5 separate regions of the Homo sapiens genome follow, and regions 1, 2, 4 and 5 are each linked to region 3. The links are chromatin contacts, found by Hi-C or POLR2A ChIA-PET in ENCODE. All regions are on one chromosome and are shown on one strand. The core of a region is the stretch at or near the end of the contact, and the rest is flanking DNA. Distances in the headings are between cores, read along the strand shown. Region 1 holds the start of TMEM201 (transmembrane protein 201). Region 2 holds the start of LINC02606 (long intergenic non-protein coding RNA 2606). Region 3 holds the start of PGD (phosphogluconate dehydrogenase). Region 4 holds the start of PIK3CD (phosphatidylinositol-4,5-bisphosphate 3-kinase catalytic subunit delta). Region 5 overlaps CLSTN1 (calsyntenin 1).

The links. Hi-C counts contacts between places; a loop is a spot of excess contacts on that map. ChIA-PET counts read pairs that join two places held with the same protein, here RNA polymerase II (POLR2A). Pooled maps may share reads with other maps.
Region 1: a pooled map shows a loop between it and region 3 (8-fold over the local background). The contact joins the promoter of TMEM201 here to the promoter of PGD in region 3. A Hi-C loop is called at or near these places in 8 of 50 pooled maps. POLR2A ChIA-PET finds 5 or more read pairs at or near these places in 2 of 52 experiments (A673 and WTC11).
Region 2: a map of CD8-positive, alpha-beta T cell shows a loop between it and region 3 (33-fold over the local background). The contact joins the promoter of LINC02606 here to the promoter of PGD in region 3. A Hi-C loop is called at or near these places in 2 of 168 maps with a recorded cell type or tissue (CD8-positive, alpha-beta T cell and naive thymus-derived CD4-positive, alpha-beta T cell) and 8 of 50 pooled maps.
Region 4: a loop to region 3 is called in a pooled map, with 5 times the contacts of the local background. The contact joins the promoter of PIK3CD here to the promoter of PGD in region 3. A Hi-C loop is called at or near these places in 4 of 50 pooled maps. POLR2A ChIA-PET finds 5 or more read pairs at or near these places in 2 of 52 experiments (Panc1 and activated CD4-positive, alpha-beta T cell).
Region 5: a pooled map shows a loop between it and region 3 (4-fold over the local background). The contact joins the enhancer-like site here to the promoter of PGD in region 3. A Hi-C loop is called at or near these places in 2 of 50 pooled maps. POLR2A ChIA-PET finds 5 or more read pairs at or near these places in 2 of 52 experiments (activated B cell and activated CD4-positive, alpha-beta T cell).

The regions. Positions count from the first base shown.
Region 1 is chr1:9,587,500-9,590,301 of GRCh38, forward strand. It overlaps TMEM201 (transmembrane protein 201), which reads left to right and starts at 1,412. Exons shown (of 11, transcript NM_001130924.3): 1 at 1,412-1,544. The coding sequence starts at 1,432. RefSeq lists silencers at 1,008-1,417, 1,428-1,627, 1,788-1,857.
Region 2 is chr1:9,427,654-9,430,371 of GRCh38, forward strand. It overlaps LINC02606 (long intergenic non-protein coding RNA 2606), which reads right to left and starts at 1,343. Exons shown (of 2, transcript NR_104622.2): 1 at 1,269-1,343. RefSeq lists enhancers at 76-710, 1,209-1,438, 1,499-1,588.
Region 3 is chr1:10,397,768-10,400,468 of GRCh38, forward strand. PGD (phosphogluconate dehydrogenase) reads left to right here and starts at 1,297. Exons shown (of 13, transcript NM_002631.4): 1 at 1,297-1,358; 2 at 1,862-1,937; 3 at 2,626-2,701. The coding sequence starts at 1,351. RefSeq lists an enhancer at 685-994 and silencers at 1,475-1,794, 1,887-2,063.
Region 4 is chr1:9,650,446-9,653,145 of GRCh38, forward strand. PIK3CD (phosphatidylinositol-4,5-bisphosphate 3-kinase catalytic subunit delta) reads left to right here and starts at 1,286. Exons shown (of 24, transcript NM_005026.5): 1 at 1,286-1,357. It overlaps PIK3CD-AS1 (PIK3CD antisense RNA 1), which reads right to left. Exons shown (of 2, transcript NR_027045.1): 2 at 2,165-2,700. RefSeq lists a silencer at 1,199-2,088 and an enhancer at 2,269-2,338.
Region 5 is chr1:9,798,777-9,801,620 of GRCh38, forward strand. The region is part of intron 1 of CLSTN1 (calsyntenin 1); the gene reads right to left. Among named protein-coding and RNA genes, the nearest start is that of CLSTN1, 24 kb to the right of the region's middle. Within about 2 kb of position 1,500, at least 4 of the 41 ENCODE cell types and tissues checked have a DNase peak (open chromatin) inside an H3K27ac peak, as active enhancers do.

The sequences.
Region 1 (2,802 bases), core at 162-2,661, 810 kb before region 3:
GTTGTCGTTTTTGTTTTTTCAGAAGGAGTCTCCTGTCACCAGGCTGGAATGCAGCGGCACAATCTTGACTCGTTGCAACCTCCGCCTCCCAGGTTCAAGCGATTCTTGTGCCTCAGCTTCCCGAGTAGCTGGGATTACAGGTGTGCACCACCACGCCCGGCTAATTTTTGTATTTTCAGTAGAGATGGGGTTTCACCATGTTGCCCAGGCTGGTCTTGAACTTCTGACCTCAGGTGATCCGCCCGCCTCGGCCTCCCAAAGTGCTGGAATTACAGGTGTGAGCCACCGCGCCCTGCCTGCATGTTGCTTTTTAAAAACAATGTATCATCCATCTATGCCAATAACTCCAGATCTGGCTTTCTTTTCTTTTCTTCCTTTCTTTCTTTCCTTCTTTCCTTCCTTCTTTCCTTTCTTCCTTCCTTCCTTCTTTCTCTCTCTCTCTCTTTCCTTGCCTTTCCTTTCTTTTTTGAGAAGGAGTCTCGCTTTTGTCGCCCAGGCTGGAGTGCAGTGGCGCGATCTCGGCTCACTGCAAGCTTCGCCTCCCGGGTTCACGCCATTCTCCTGCCTCAGCCTCCCGAGTAGCTGGGACTACAGGCGCCCGCCACCACGCCCGGCTAATTTTTTGTATTTTTAGTAGAGAGGGGGTTTCACCGTGTTAGCCAGGATGGTCTCGATCTCCTGACCTCGTGATCCGCCCGCCTCGGCCTCTCAAAGTGCTGGGATTACAGGCGTGAGCCACCGCGCCCTGCCTGGATCTGGCATTCTTTCTAATGGTTGCATTATGTTCCGAACTATGGCTGTCCTATGATTTATTCAACCATGTCCCTATCCGTGGATGATCGTGTTTCTAAAAAGCTAGTTTTTCAACCATTAGAGCGGCTCAAGGAGCTGCTAAACAGCACTGGGCGCATAGGCTGGGTTTGACTAGACAGGATTAGCGAGGGGGAAAAAGACTAATTACAAGCAGTTGCGTACTCTGGAGATGCTCCCCTTAGCAGAAGCTCGGTGGACTGTCTGCAGCCAGACCTCCGGGCCTGGCGGCTGGCGCGGGAGGCAGAAGGCGGGGCTTTCCTACAGGGCTCCGTGCCCCGCCCTCCCCGCGCCGCCTTCCACCTCCGGCCGCGCGGGGGCGCTCCCCGGCCGGCTCTGTCGCTTCCGCCGCCGCCCCGCCCACCCGGGCTCACCCCTCGTCCCGATTGGCTGCGCGACGGGAGCGCGCCGAGTCAGGGGGCGGGCCCGCGCCCGCTACAAAGCGGCGAAGGTCACGGCGCGAGGAGGCGCGCGTCGCCGCCCCGCGTCCCGCCTGCGGCCCGCGCCCCCGGCGTCACCGCCTCCTGCCCGCCTGCCCGCCTGCCCGCCTGCCCGCCTACCCGCCTACCCGCCTACCCGCCTACCCCCCTGCCGGCCTGCCGTCCTTCCACGCGGAGAGCCATGGAGGGAGTGAGCGCGCTGCTGGCCCGCTGCCCCACGGCCGGCCTGGCCGGCGGCCTGGGGGTCACGGCGTGCGCCGCGGCCGGCGTGTTGCTCTACCGGATCGCGCGGAGGTGAGTGCATGGTTCGGCCCCACGCGGCCCTCTGCGCCGCCCGCCAGGCCCGCCCCCGCGCCGCCCCGGCCCGCTGCCCCCCTCGGCCGGGACCCGGGCTGCCCGCGGGCGCGCGGAGACCCCCGGCGCGCGCCGCCGCCCCCCGAGACCGGGTTGAGACTGCAGTCGGGAAGCGGCTGCGGAGTCGAGTGGAGCGGCGGGGACTCCGGGAACGTGGGGCGCGGGCGAGAGCGCCGCGCGGGGGCCACAAACTTCCTCCGGGAGCCGCGGGGGGCTGGAGCCGGTGCGCACGGGCCGCCCCTGCCCTCAGCCCCGTGCTGGGCCCCGGTGCACGGCGATGCTGGCGATCGCGGCTGGCGGTTGCTGCTCGGCATGTGACGTCCCGGGCGTTTTTCTACACGCCTCGCATCCGCGCGTTTCAGAGCCACAGCCCCTGCTTACGCTAGAGCAGCTGAGGGACAGGGAGGCTCAGTAACTTGCTGTTAATGAGAGGAATCATGGTTTGAGCCGATGGAATCTGCAGGGCAGACCCCGAGGCTGGGCTGCCTCCCAGAGGTGGGCAAGGCCTGAGATGCCTCCAAACAGTTCAAGACGGGCCGGGGCCACCCTCCTCCCTGCCCGGCTCACGGGCCATGCGGGCCCCCGGGTTCAGATCCGGCCTCTTTCATCGGCCTCCATCGCCAGGCATAAAAGCTTAGTGGCCTGTTGCTTCAGCAGAGCCTCGCAGGTAGCTTACTGTTTCTCCACTTGATCCACCTTTCCAGAGGGCAGGGGGGAAAGTGGGGTTGTGAGAACATCCTAGAAAGAGTGGATGGGTTTGCAGCTTCGGCAAGGGATGCAATGAGCTCACACCCTTAGGAAAAAGGGGAGAAGGGACTTGCCCACTCAGCAGCAAGTGGCAGAGCTGGGGTTTGAACCCTGATCGTCTGGCTGGTCTGTTTGTTCTTCCTTAACACATACCGGTGCTGCTTCTCTCCTCCAGGGGGGAAACGGGGAAAAAGAAGTACAGGTGGTTGAGTCACAGAGGCTTCCCAGAGGAGGAAGGCATGGGAGGGACATCAGCTGTGTCTGGAGGATGGGCCAGATGTGACTGAGGAGGGTAGCTGGGGATTGAGTGACCCCAGCCCAGAGGTCCCTGACAACCCAAGTCTCTCCATGTCGGTTTCTGCTGGATTCCTGGAAGTTGAGCATCTGCAGGACCAGCTTGTCCAAGCCGGTGGTTTTATACCCAGGGGACCGAGGTCCAGAGACCTCAGGT
Region 2 (2,718 bases), core at 93-2,592, 970 kb before region 3:
CTTCATTCTTTCAATGAGCATTTATAATCTAAACTGTACCTAGCAAACAGGTGGGACTTCAATGTTTCTTGAATTAACCACCTAAATGTGCCATGATGTCAGAGACAGATGTCATCCTCACTGTAGCCCCCAGGTTCAGCACAGTATCCAGGAAAGAATGGGTGCTTGTAGTCCCAGCTACTCGGGAGGCTGAGGCAGGAGAATTGCTTGAACCCGGGAGGCAGAGGTTGCAGTGAGCCGAGATCTCGCCATTGCACTCCAGCCTGGTTGACAGAGCAAGACTCTGTCTCAAAAAAAAAAAAAAAAAAAAAAAGCATAGGTGCTTAATCAATGTCAGCCAATGAATACGTAAAGGAATTCTAAGTTTTAGAACAGTGATACTTTATTTTTCTTTGTTTGTTTGTTTGTTTTTGTTTCTTTTGAGCCGGAGTCTCACCGTCGGTCAGGCTGAAGTCCAGTGGTGCCAGCTCGACTCACTGCAACCTCCACCTCCCGGGTTCAAGCGATTCTCCTGCCTCAGCCTCCGGAGCAGCTGGGATTACAGGCGTGCACCACCACGCCTGGCTAATTTTTGTATTTTTAGTAGAGACGGGGTTTCACCATGTTGGCCAGGCTGGCCTCAAGTGATCCGCCCAACTCGGCCTCCCACAGTGCTGGGGTAACAGGTGTGAGCCACCACGCCTGGCCGATACTTCATTTTTCTGGAGGTCATTTACTTAGTAAGGCCAACTGGATCCTGGCTAAAAATGTGAAAGAAGACAGAAAGAGTCACGAGCAGTGAACAAAAGTCACGGGTCCTAGCACGTAAAAGCTCAAGTACTTGATTCAAAGCCGAAATTCTCAGGTCCTCAGTTGTAGCCTGGTTACCCTTACAAACACCAGTGCTAAAGAGCACGGTTACTAATCTTTCCAGGACACAAGATTTGAAAGCATCTGTTTCGAAGGGAGATGACCTGCTAGAGGAAGCTTGCGGGCAACAGCAAATTGGGAGTTCGACTAGCACTTTCAGACTGGGATGCAACGAAGAACTCGCCAGCAGAGGTAAGAGATGGGCAAGATGAAGAGAATGAACTCTGATTCTCGGATATCTGCCCGCAAGGTGGCTCCGAGAAAGCCAGCGGGAAACTGCAGCATCGCGGAGGACTTCTCTAGTTCAGGTTAAAGAGACAGCAGCCAGAGGGAGCCGACCTCAAACCCAACTCCCGACAGCAACCTTGAGGCCACCCGAGGTGGCGCATGCGCAGTGTGCGAGGTAGTGCTCTTCCTACCTGCCGACCTGCGGAGCCTTCTTACTGAGCAGGGCTTACGTCACGCAAGCGCCGCGGGTGTGTGACGTCATCTGAGAGCGCCACGCGCGGTCCCGAAAACCTGAGCACCCTCTGGCTAAGGCGTTGCTGTAGAGACGGTGCGCCAGCCCCGCCCCCGAGGCGGGATTGGAGGAAAACTGGACAGCTGACAAGGGTGACGTTTCGAAAGCGCGCGGGAGGCCGTGCTGGGACGCAGAGCCCGAAAACCTATTTGAGGGGCGTCTTGACCGAAGGTGCTAAATATCACATGTCCCCATTAAAGTAAAAATGCAAACTGCCCTAATCGGATTTCGTGTAAGGCAGGAGGGCTGGGAAGACTTAAATGTATCACTTCAGTAGTTTAGGGGTGGGAAGAAGAGTTTGGACCAGACTGGTGCCGGGATAACCTGACCTTTTTGAGCCTTAACTTCTTCTCGAAGGGATCGTTCCCATCAGCATATAAACATGTAATTTCCCCCTTCCTGAGAACCCTGTGGTGGCTCCAGCTCCCACCCCATCCCTTCGCTTTCTGAATACCGTAACTCCTTGGAAGAGTGTATATATTCTTTGTCCAGCTCTCTCCTCCCACTCTGTTGAACTCCCTCCAGCCAAACTCAGTCTCTCCCAAGTCCTCCTCTTACCTGCTCTATCAGCAATTTTTGATACAGTTTATCACCCTCTCCTCCGCAAAACTTTCTTCACTTGGCTTTTGGCAGTGCACACGCTTGTTTTTCTCCTCCATCCCTGCCCCACCTTCTCTGTTTCTTTTGCTAGCCTCTCCTCTTTTTCCTGACCTCTAAATGTATCAGTACCCCCAGCACTGGCTCCTTGGACTTCTCTTTCTTTTCGCTTAATCTCTTGATGATTTCATCGGGTTTCATGGCTTTAAAGACTATGTGCTGATGACTCCCCTCCTTATAGCTCCAGCCTGGAATTCATCCTCAAGAAAAATCCTTCTGGCTTCTCAGGCTGTAAACTTAGAGTTCTTCATCCCGTGTCAAATCTGTCAGCAGATCCTATTGGCTTTTCTTTTTTCCCCAGAATCCGGTATCCACTAACAGCATCTTAGACCAAGCCCCCATCTCTCACCTGGATTATTGTAATTGCCTAGCTGGTCCTTCCTCTGCTCCCACCCCGTCAGTCTGTGTTTACATAACAACCTCAGTAATTCTGTTAAAAGTCATATCATGTGCCTCCTCTGTGCAAAAACTACCAGGCCTCCTGTCTCAGAGTAAAAGCCAAACCTTTACCATGGCTAGAAGTGTTCCACACGGCCAGGCCTCTGTTCTAGACCTTTCCTTTCTTGTCTCCGTTCTCACTTAACACCAGCCACAGTGGCCATTCTGCCAGGCTTGCTTCTGCCTCTGGGATCCTGAACTTGCCTTTACCTCTGCCTGGAACTTGTCCTCAGTTATCCCCAGGGCTCTCTCCC
Region 3 (2,701 bases), core at 47-2,546:
AACATTAGCTGGGCATGGTGGCACACACCTGTAGTCCCAGCTACTTGGGAGGCTGAGGCAGGAGAATCGCTTGAACCTGGGAGGTGGAGGTTGCAGTGAGCCCAGATCGCGCCACTGCCCTCCAGCCTGGAGACACAGCCAGACTCCATCTCAACAATGACATCAAAAAAAGGCCGGGCACGGTGGCTCACGCCGGTAATCTCAGCACTTTGGGAGGCCAAGGCGGGCGGATCACGAGGTCAGGAGTTTGAGACCAGCCTGGCCAAGATGGTGAAACCCCATCTCTACTAAAAATACAAAAATTAGCTGGGCGTGGTGGCGGGCGCCTGTAATCCCAGCTACTTGGGAGGCTGAGGCAGGAAAATTGCTTGAACCCGGGAGGCGGAAGGTGCAGTGAGCTGAGATCACACCACTGCATTCCAGCCCGGGCGACAGTGCGAGACTCCGTCTCAAAAAAAACAAAAAAAATCTAAAACTCAAACTTCTGAATAACAATTTCCTCCTAGCAAGAAGGGACTCAGTAAGATAAGAAGCGCTGCTTGGCTACTTTGCAAATGTCTGGCTTAAGATGGCTGGTTTTTTGTATCTGCCTCTGCATTTAACCTGGTCCATCTCGCGGGTCACATAGCCTCTACAAAATGAGAAGGGGTTCAATACCGTTAACTCCGGGCCTGGGTAAAAGACTCAAGTCCTGACCCCATCATACTCCAACCAATACATACCCCGCCTGCGCTGTCTGCGCCTGGGTCTCTTCAACCGCAGTGAGCGGTCGCACGGCTCCACATCAGGGTCGCCCTGAGGCTCAGCCTTCCCCGGCCCCATTCCGAGTGCGCACAGGACTGAACGAGCACGCCCGGTCCCTGCTCCGGAGCGGAGGACACGACGCGGACCCGCACGGTGCACCGCAGTGACCTGAGGAAGGAGCGACGGGCGCTCGCGCCAAAGGCGTCCGAGTGCCTGGTAAACTGTAAAGCGCGGTCCTGCGTGAGTTGCTATGGCTACAGCTGCGCCAGGCGGACGGCCTGCAGGACCGAGGTGCAGCTGGGACGAGCGGAAAGCTCTGCGCGTGGGCGGGGAGCCCGGAGCCTCGCCGGGGCAATGTCATCTAGGTGCTCGGCGCTCCACTGATCCGGCCCCCGGGGGTGGGCGGGCACGTTTGCCTCGGATGGTCTAACAGGCGTCGGGGAGAGCCAATGGTGTGGCTTCATGGCTCCACCCCCTTCCATTCGATTGGCCGGCGCCGAAAAGCCGGGCGTGAGCGGCCGCAGTTTCTGGAGGGAGCCGCTGCGGGTCTTTCCCTCACTCGTCCTCCGCGCGTCGCCGCTCTTCGGTTCTGCTCTGTCCGCCGCCATGGCCCAGTGAGTGACTCGCCAGGGGCAGCCCGGCTCGGCCTCAGCGGGCGGGGAACTCTTTGGGGGTCGAGATCTCCCTCGTTCTCTCCGACGCCTCCCACCCTGGGGGTCGCCTGAGCTCACTTGGGGCTCTGTGACCCTGGCCCTACGGCGTCTCGGGCCCAGAGCTCCTTCCCTGCGGGCCCGGCCCCCTGCCCTCTCGGCCGCGCAGGCATGGGGCGGGGCGGGTCCCTTCGAGGGCCAGGGAGGAGGCGCGGCCAGGCCTCGCCGAGTCTGCAGGGACACCTGCGGGACGCGTGCCAGCGGGAGCCGGGCGCGAGGGCGGGGCTGGGGGCCGCCTGCCCGGCCGAGGCTCTGCAGCGTGCGCGCCCGGCTTCTGGGGGCCCGCGGGAGGCGCGGAGGAAAGTGCAGACTCCCAGTCACGGCCAAATGTGGAAGGACCGGACCCCTGGGTTGCAGCGCGTCGAGCGGTGCTGACTCTTTCCTTTGTTCTGTTTCTGCCTCTCTAGAGCTGACATCGCGCTGATCGGATTGGCCGTCATGGGCCAGAACTTAATTCTGAACATGAATGACCACGGCTTTGTGGTAAGCGGCGTGGGCGCGTTGTCTTCTCTCTGGTTCCCGGGCGCTTTAGCCGAGGCCGGCGATAGGTTTGGGAGCTTACGGGTCTCCTGGCCGTGCTTTGCTAATGTGCTCTGTTGCTGCTCGTGGCATTTTTGTATGGAAAGGAGAAGCACCCTGTAGGCGTGGGCGGGCCGATCCCGAACTTAGTCCTGCGGAGTGTGCCTGTGGGTCCGTGAGGTTCACAGCCCGAATGAACGAATTAGTGTCTTAAGTAGAGAAGAAGGGTGCGGGAGGAGAACCCTTGCTGGCTGTGTAGAGCTCTAACTTGATTGCCTGATGAGATCTGGGGAGAGTGAAAATGTTTCTTCTAAATGTTAAAGTGGCTTAGACGCCAGGATGATCAATAACAACAGATAGAGCCTGTTGAACCGGCCAGTTCCTGGATTTGATTTTGAGTCCTAACACGTTGGGTGTGGATTCTACCTGACACACCGGGGGTAGTTGGCCTTCGCCTCGGTTGTCCGCCGTTTTCATCCTACTGAGGTGACATAACTTTACAGTGAGCCTCCCACAGCTGGGGGAAGAAAAGGCAAAGGCAGGTCTGACCTCCCCAGAACTTGGGTTGAATGGAAAGGTCATTGTTACTTTGGCCACAGTCTGAAAGTCTTGTGTGTCCTGGATCTCCTACTCAGGACTTTTGTCCTTCTAGGTCTGTGCTTTTAATAGGACTGTCTCCAAAGTTGATGATTTCTTGGCCAATGAGGCAAAGGGAACCAAAGTGGTGG
Region 4 (2,700 bases), core at 36-2,535, 750 kb before region 3:
AACAAAAAACAAACAAAAAAACATGAAAATCAGCTGGGTGTCGTGGCGTGTGCCTGTAATCCCAGCTACTTGGGAGGCTGAGGTAGGAGAATTGCTTGAACCCAGGATGCAGAGATTGCAGTGAGCCGAGATGGCACCACTGCATTCCAGCCTGGACAACAGAGCAAGACTGTCTCAAAAAAAAGAAAAGAAAAAAGAAAAAGAAAGAAAAGAAAAGAAAAAAAGGAATAGAGGCTTGGGATCCTGGGGAGGTGGTACACAAGTTAAGGGAGAGTGAGGGGAGAGAGGGTAAGGTGAATGAAGCTTGTCTTCTTATGCGGATAAAATTTCTCAGGTAAGAAAAGTTAGCTCTGAGCAGCCCTCCGCCTGATACTAATACTTTACCAATGGAGATTTTCCTTTTCTTTTCTGTTTTTGAGACAGGGTCTCACTTTGTTTCCCAGGCTGGAGTGCAGTGGTGCCATCATGGATCACTGCAGCCTCCATTTCCCTGGCTCAAGCCATCCTCCCACCTCAGCCTCCCGAGTAGCTGGGACTACAAGGTGTGCACCACCACGACTGGCTAATTTTTAATTTTTTTGTAGAGACGGGGGTTTCCCTATGTTGCCCAGGCTGGCTTGAATTCCTGGGCTCAAGTGATCCTCCCGCCTCGGCCTCCCAAATTGCTGGGATTGCAGGAGTGAGCCACAGTGCCAGGCCTGGAGATTTTCTTTATAGATAGAAATCATTTTACAAAAGGACAGCTTTTCAGATCTACTCCTGTGCCTGCAGTTTCTAAGAATAATCCCTTCAAAATATGGCGAAGAAGTATATTTTGGGGTGGCACACGCTGGTCTCCCATAGTCACATTTTGGGTGTGTGTCCTGAGCCCCAACACTGGTCACCTCGCAATGGCGCTTGGGGTCCCTGGGTGCCTAGAGCTGCAGGTTACCCCCTCTTCTTCTCCTGCTCTCAGCCTTTCTCCCGCTCCTGCTGAAATTCTTTCCTGCGTGAAGGCGGAGCGCTTAAAGGCGCCTAGGACCTTTATTTCGTTGTTTTCCTTTGCATAAAAAGAAAACTTGTTTTGTAGAAGGGCAAGCAAGGTGCAGCTTCCAGAGGCACCTGGGATGATGCCCCTCTAGCGGTAGGCGAACTGGGGAGTGTGGGCGGCGGGGGAAGGCGAGGCCCTGGAGGACCTGTTGTTTTTCCTGTTGCAAGTGAAAAGGAAACAAAGTGGGAAGTGGAGTGTGCGGGTTGGCGGCAGGCGGGGCGCCCCGGCGCGCCCCGCCTCCCTCCCTCGAGGCTCACTCGCGCCCAGCGCAGTCGCTCCGAGCGGCCGCGAGCAGAGCCGCCCAGCCCTGCCAGCTGCGCCGGGACGGTAAGCGATCGCCGCTGGCTGCGTCAGGGGAGGTGGGAAGAGGACCGCGGCCAGGGGCTTTGGGAGCTGCGGCTGCGCTCGGGGGCGCGGGGCTGGCTGGCGGGCGTCTCTCCGGCACACACAGCCCGTGCGCCCTGGCCCTGGGCGCCTCCCCGAGTCTAGCGAGCCGGGTCCTGGGAGCCCCGGGGGCCGGGCTGCTGGGACCTGGGCGGGGGCTGCCCTAGAGGCCCGGGGCCGTCCCCCGTGGGCCCGCCGAGAGGGGCGTGCGCAGCTCCCCGGCGCCTGCACTGCGCGCCTTGCCCGCCTGGCCCGGCAGCGGGGTTTCAGCTGCGCTCACAGCGGCGGTGCGGCCTCCGGTGCGCCGGCTGAGGCGCGAGGATACTGGAAGCGCTCAGCGCGTGCGCCCGCTCCGAGCGCTGACTAGAGGACCAGGGGCCTCCTCTGTACGGCAGCGGGGTCCACAGAGAGCGCGCTGGTGATGTCGCCCGAGTGCCCTGGCGCGGAGAGAGGGCTGCGCACAGTTCGCCGGCGCCCGGGTCCTGTGCGCCCTTCCCAGCCTGGGCAAGTGGGGAGCGGGGCTGCAGAGGGGCCGGGGTGGAAGTTTTCGGGGCTTCCTCCCGGCTCGTGGACCCGCGCCCCGCCTCCCAGTCCCGGGCCTCCCGCGTTGCTCGCCGCGTTTGCTGCAGCGGCGCAGGCGAGATCAGCTCCGGATCTGCGGCCGAGCCGGGGTTACGCCGGCAAAACCGCCCCCAGCTTTGCATTTCCGGACTTTTTAAAAAAATACTCTTACCCGTAATTCAGCCTGAATGAGGCTTTTTAAAAAAATCGAGTTTCCTGTTTTTATTTAGGCTTCCTCATTTGCACCTCCTCCTTTGAGGTAGAGAAGAGGGGAACTGGGACGACCTTTCGTGGGCACCAGGATGGGGGCGTTGCAGGGCGGGGAGACGGGGGTCCAGAGAACCGGGGAAGGGCCGCTGGGAGGTCCCGAAAAGTGCGCTGTGGGTGGGGCGAGGGTGAAGCAGGTAGGGGCGAGATTTCCGGGGTCGCGGGTGGGGGGCGCCCTGGAGCGGCCAAGGTGCAGGGTCCTCGCGTGGCACCCTTGGGATCTGCCCAGTTTGCGGATGGAGCGCGGGGCTGATCGGGCAGGTCTCACTTGTGCAGGTGTTCCCTGGAAGGTGGGACCTGCAGATCTTGAACCCCACCAGACTCCATCAAGGGGGCTTCTTCCCGCCGATTCCTGAGAAGTCCTACCTCTGAGATGCTGGGCACAGCCGCACGTGGATGTGGGCGGGTGTGCCGTGGGTTGGAGTGGGAAGGGGCAATTATTCCTCTCTCAGGGCTCT
Region 5 (2,844 bases), core at 250-2,749, 600 kb before region 3:
TGCTAATCTGTCCTAATAACAAGTAAAAAAGCCAAAGAAACTGAAAAATCAAGAACTATTCTTAGATCCCTAAGAGAAGTGAGATCACAAGGCAATTGCTGCCCCCCAAAATTGGAGACAGGCTGCGTGTGATGGCTCGCACCTGTAATCCCAGCACACTTTGGGAGGGCGGGGCAGGAGGATCACTTGAGCCCAGGAGTTTGAGCCCATTCTGGCAACAAAGTGAGACCTCATCTCTTACTAAATCAAAATAAATTAGCCAGACATAGTGGTGCACGCCCATGGTCCCAGCTACTCAGGGAGCAGAGATGGGAGGACCACTTGAGCCCAGGAGGTCGAGGATCCAGTGAGCCCTGATCGTGCCACTGAACTCCAGCCTGGGTGACAGAGCAAGACCCTGTCTCAAAAAAGAAAAAAATACATAAATTTTAAAAATTGGAGACACAGGCAAATACACAAGGAATCACAATTTACAGAGCAGAAACCTCCATGGGAACCGGTGCCAGGGTAGGAAAACCTAAGCTGTAATCGACAAACTGCTGGAGTTCAATGTGCAGAACTCTGAGAGTTAAAAATTCCAGGGAGCCGGGCGCGGTGGCTCACGCCTATAATCTCAGCACTTTGGGAGGCAGAGGCGGGTGGATCACGAAGTCAGGAGATCGAGACCATCCTGGCTAACACGGTGAAACCCCGTCTCTACTAAAAATACAAAAAATTAGCTGGGCATGGTGGCGGGCGCCTGTAGTCCCAGCTACTTGGGAGGCTGAGGCAGGAGAATGGTGTGAACCCGGGAGGCAGACTATGCAGTGAGCCGATATCGCGCCACTGCACTCCAGCCTGGGCAACAGAGCAAGACTCCATCTCCCAAAAAAACAAAAAAAAAATGCCAGGCGCGGTGACTCACGCCTGTAATCCCATCACTTTGAGAGGCCGAGGCAGGCAGATCATGAGGTCAAGAGATCCAGACCATCCTGGCCAACATGGTGAAAACCCGTCTCTACTAAAAATACAAAAATTAGCTGGGCGTGCTGGTGGGTGCCTGTAGTCCTAGCTGCTTGGGAGGCTGAGACAGGAGAATCATTTGAACCCGGGAGGCGGAGGTTGCAGTGAGCCAAGATCGTGCCACTGCACTCTAGCCTGGGTGACAGAGCAAGACTCCGTCTCAAAATAAACAAACAAACAAAAAACCACACATAAATGTAACACGTGGATCAACAAAGAAATATCGAGGAGTTTTAAAATGTTTTGAACTAAATGAAAAAGAAAATATAATTTATCAAAATGTGTGGGATGTAGTGAAAGCAGTGCTTAGTGGAAAACTTAAGCATTTAATACATATATTAGAAAAAAAGAAAGAGCTAAAATCAATCATATAAGCTTCAACCTTAGGAAACTAGAAAAAGATCAGCAGATTAAATACAAAGAGAGCAGAAGAAAATGAAATAAAAACTGAAACAAAAATCAATAAAACTGAAAACAGGAACTCAATAGAGAAAACCAACAAAACCAAAAGCTGGTTTTTTGAAAAGATCAATAAAACTGATAAGCCTCTAGCCAGGCTAACTATGAAAAAAAAAGAGAGAAGACACAAATTCCTAGTATCAGAAATGAAAACAGGAACACCGCTATAAGACCCCATGGATTAAAAAGATACATAAAGGGGCTGGGCATGGTGGTTCACGCCTGTAATCCCAGAACTTTGGGAGGCCGAGACAGGAGGATCACGAGGTCAGGAGATCAAGACCATCCTGGCTAATACAGTGAAACCCCGTCTCCACTAGAAAAAAAAAAAAAAAAAAAAAAATTAGCTGGGTGTGGTGGCAGGCGCCTGTAGTCCCAGCTACTCAGGAGGCTGAGGCAGGAGAATGACGTGAACCCAGGAAGCGGACCTTGCAGTGAGCCATGATCGTGCCACTGCACTCCAGCCTGGGCGACAGAGTGAGATTCCATCTCAAAAAAAAAATAAAAATAAAATAAAATAAATAAATAAGAAAAAAAAATACAAAAAAAATTGGCCAGGAGTGTGGTGGCATGCTCCTGTAATCCCAGCTATTCAGGAGGCTGAGGTAGGAGAATAGCTGGAACCTGGGAGGCGGAGGCTGCAGTGAGCCGAGATTGCACCATTGCACTCCAGCCTAGACAACAGAGTGAGACTCAGTCTCAAAAATAAATAAATAAATAAATAAGAGGCTGGGTGCGGTGGCTCACACCTGTAATCCCAGCACTTTGGGAGGCCGAGGCAGATGGATCACCTGAGATCAGGAGTTCGAGACCACCCTGACCAACATGGAGAAACCCCAACTCTACTAAAAATACAAAATTAGCTGGGCATGGTGGCAAGCACCTGTAATCCCAGCTACTTGGGAGGCTGAGGCAGGAGAATCACTTGACCCAGGCGGCGGAGGTTGCAGTAAGCTGAGATCGTGCCATTGCACTCCAGCCTGGGAAACAAGAGCGAAACTCCATCTCAAAAGTAAATAAATAAGAAATATTATGAACAACTCTATGCCTAAAAATTTGATAACCTAGATGAAATTTATCAATTCCCTGGAAGATACAATCTGCCAAAACTCACCCAAGAAAAAGCAAACAATCTAAATAGACCTGTATCTCTTAGAGAAACTAAATCAACAATTAATAACCTTCCAAAACGAAAAGTACCAGACCCAGATGGGTTCACTGGTGAATTGTACCAAACATTTAAGGAAGAAATTACACCAATTCTCTACAGAAGCAAAGGGAATACTTCCTAACTCATTCTGTGAGGTCACCATTATTGTTCGTTTGTTTTTGTTGAGACAGAGTTTCGCTCTTGTTGCCCAGGCTGGAGCGCAGTGGCACGAT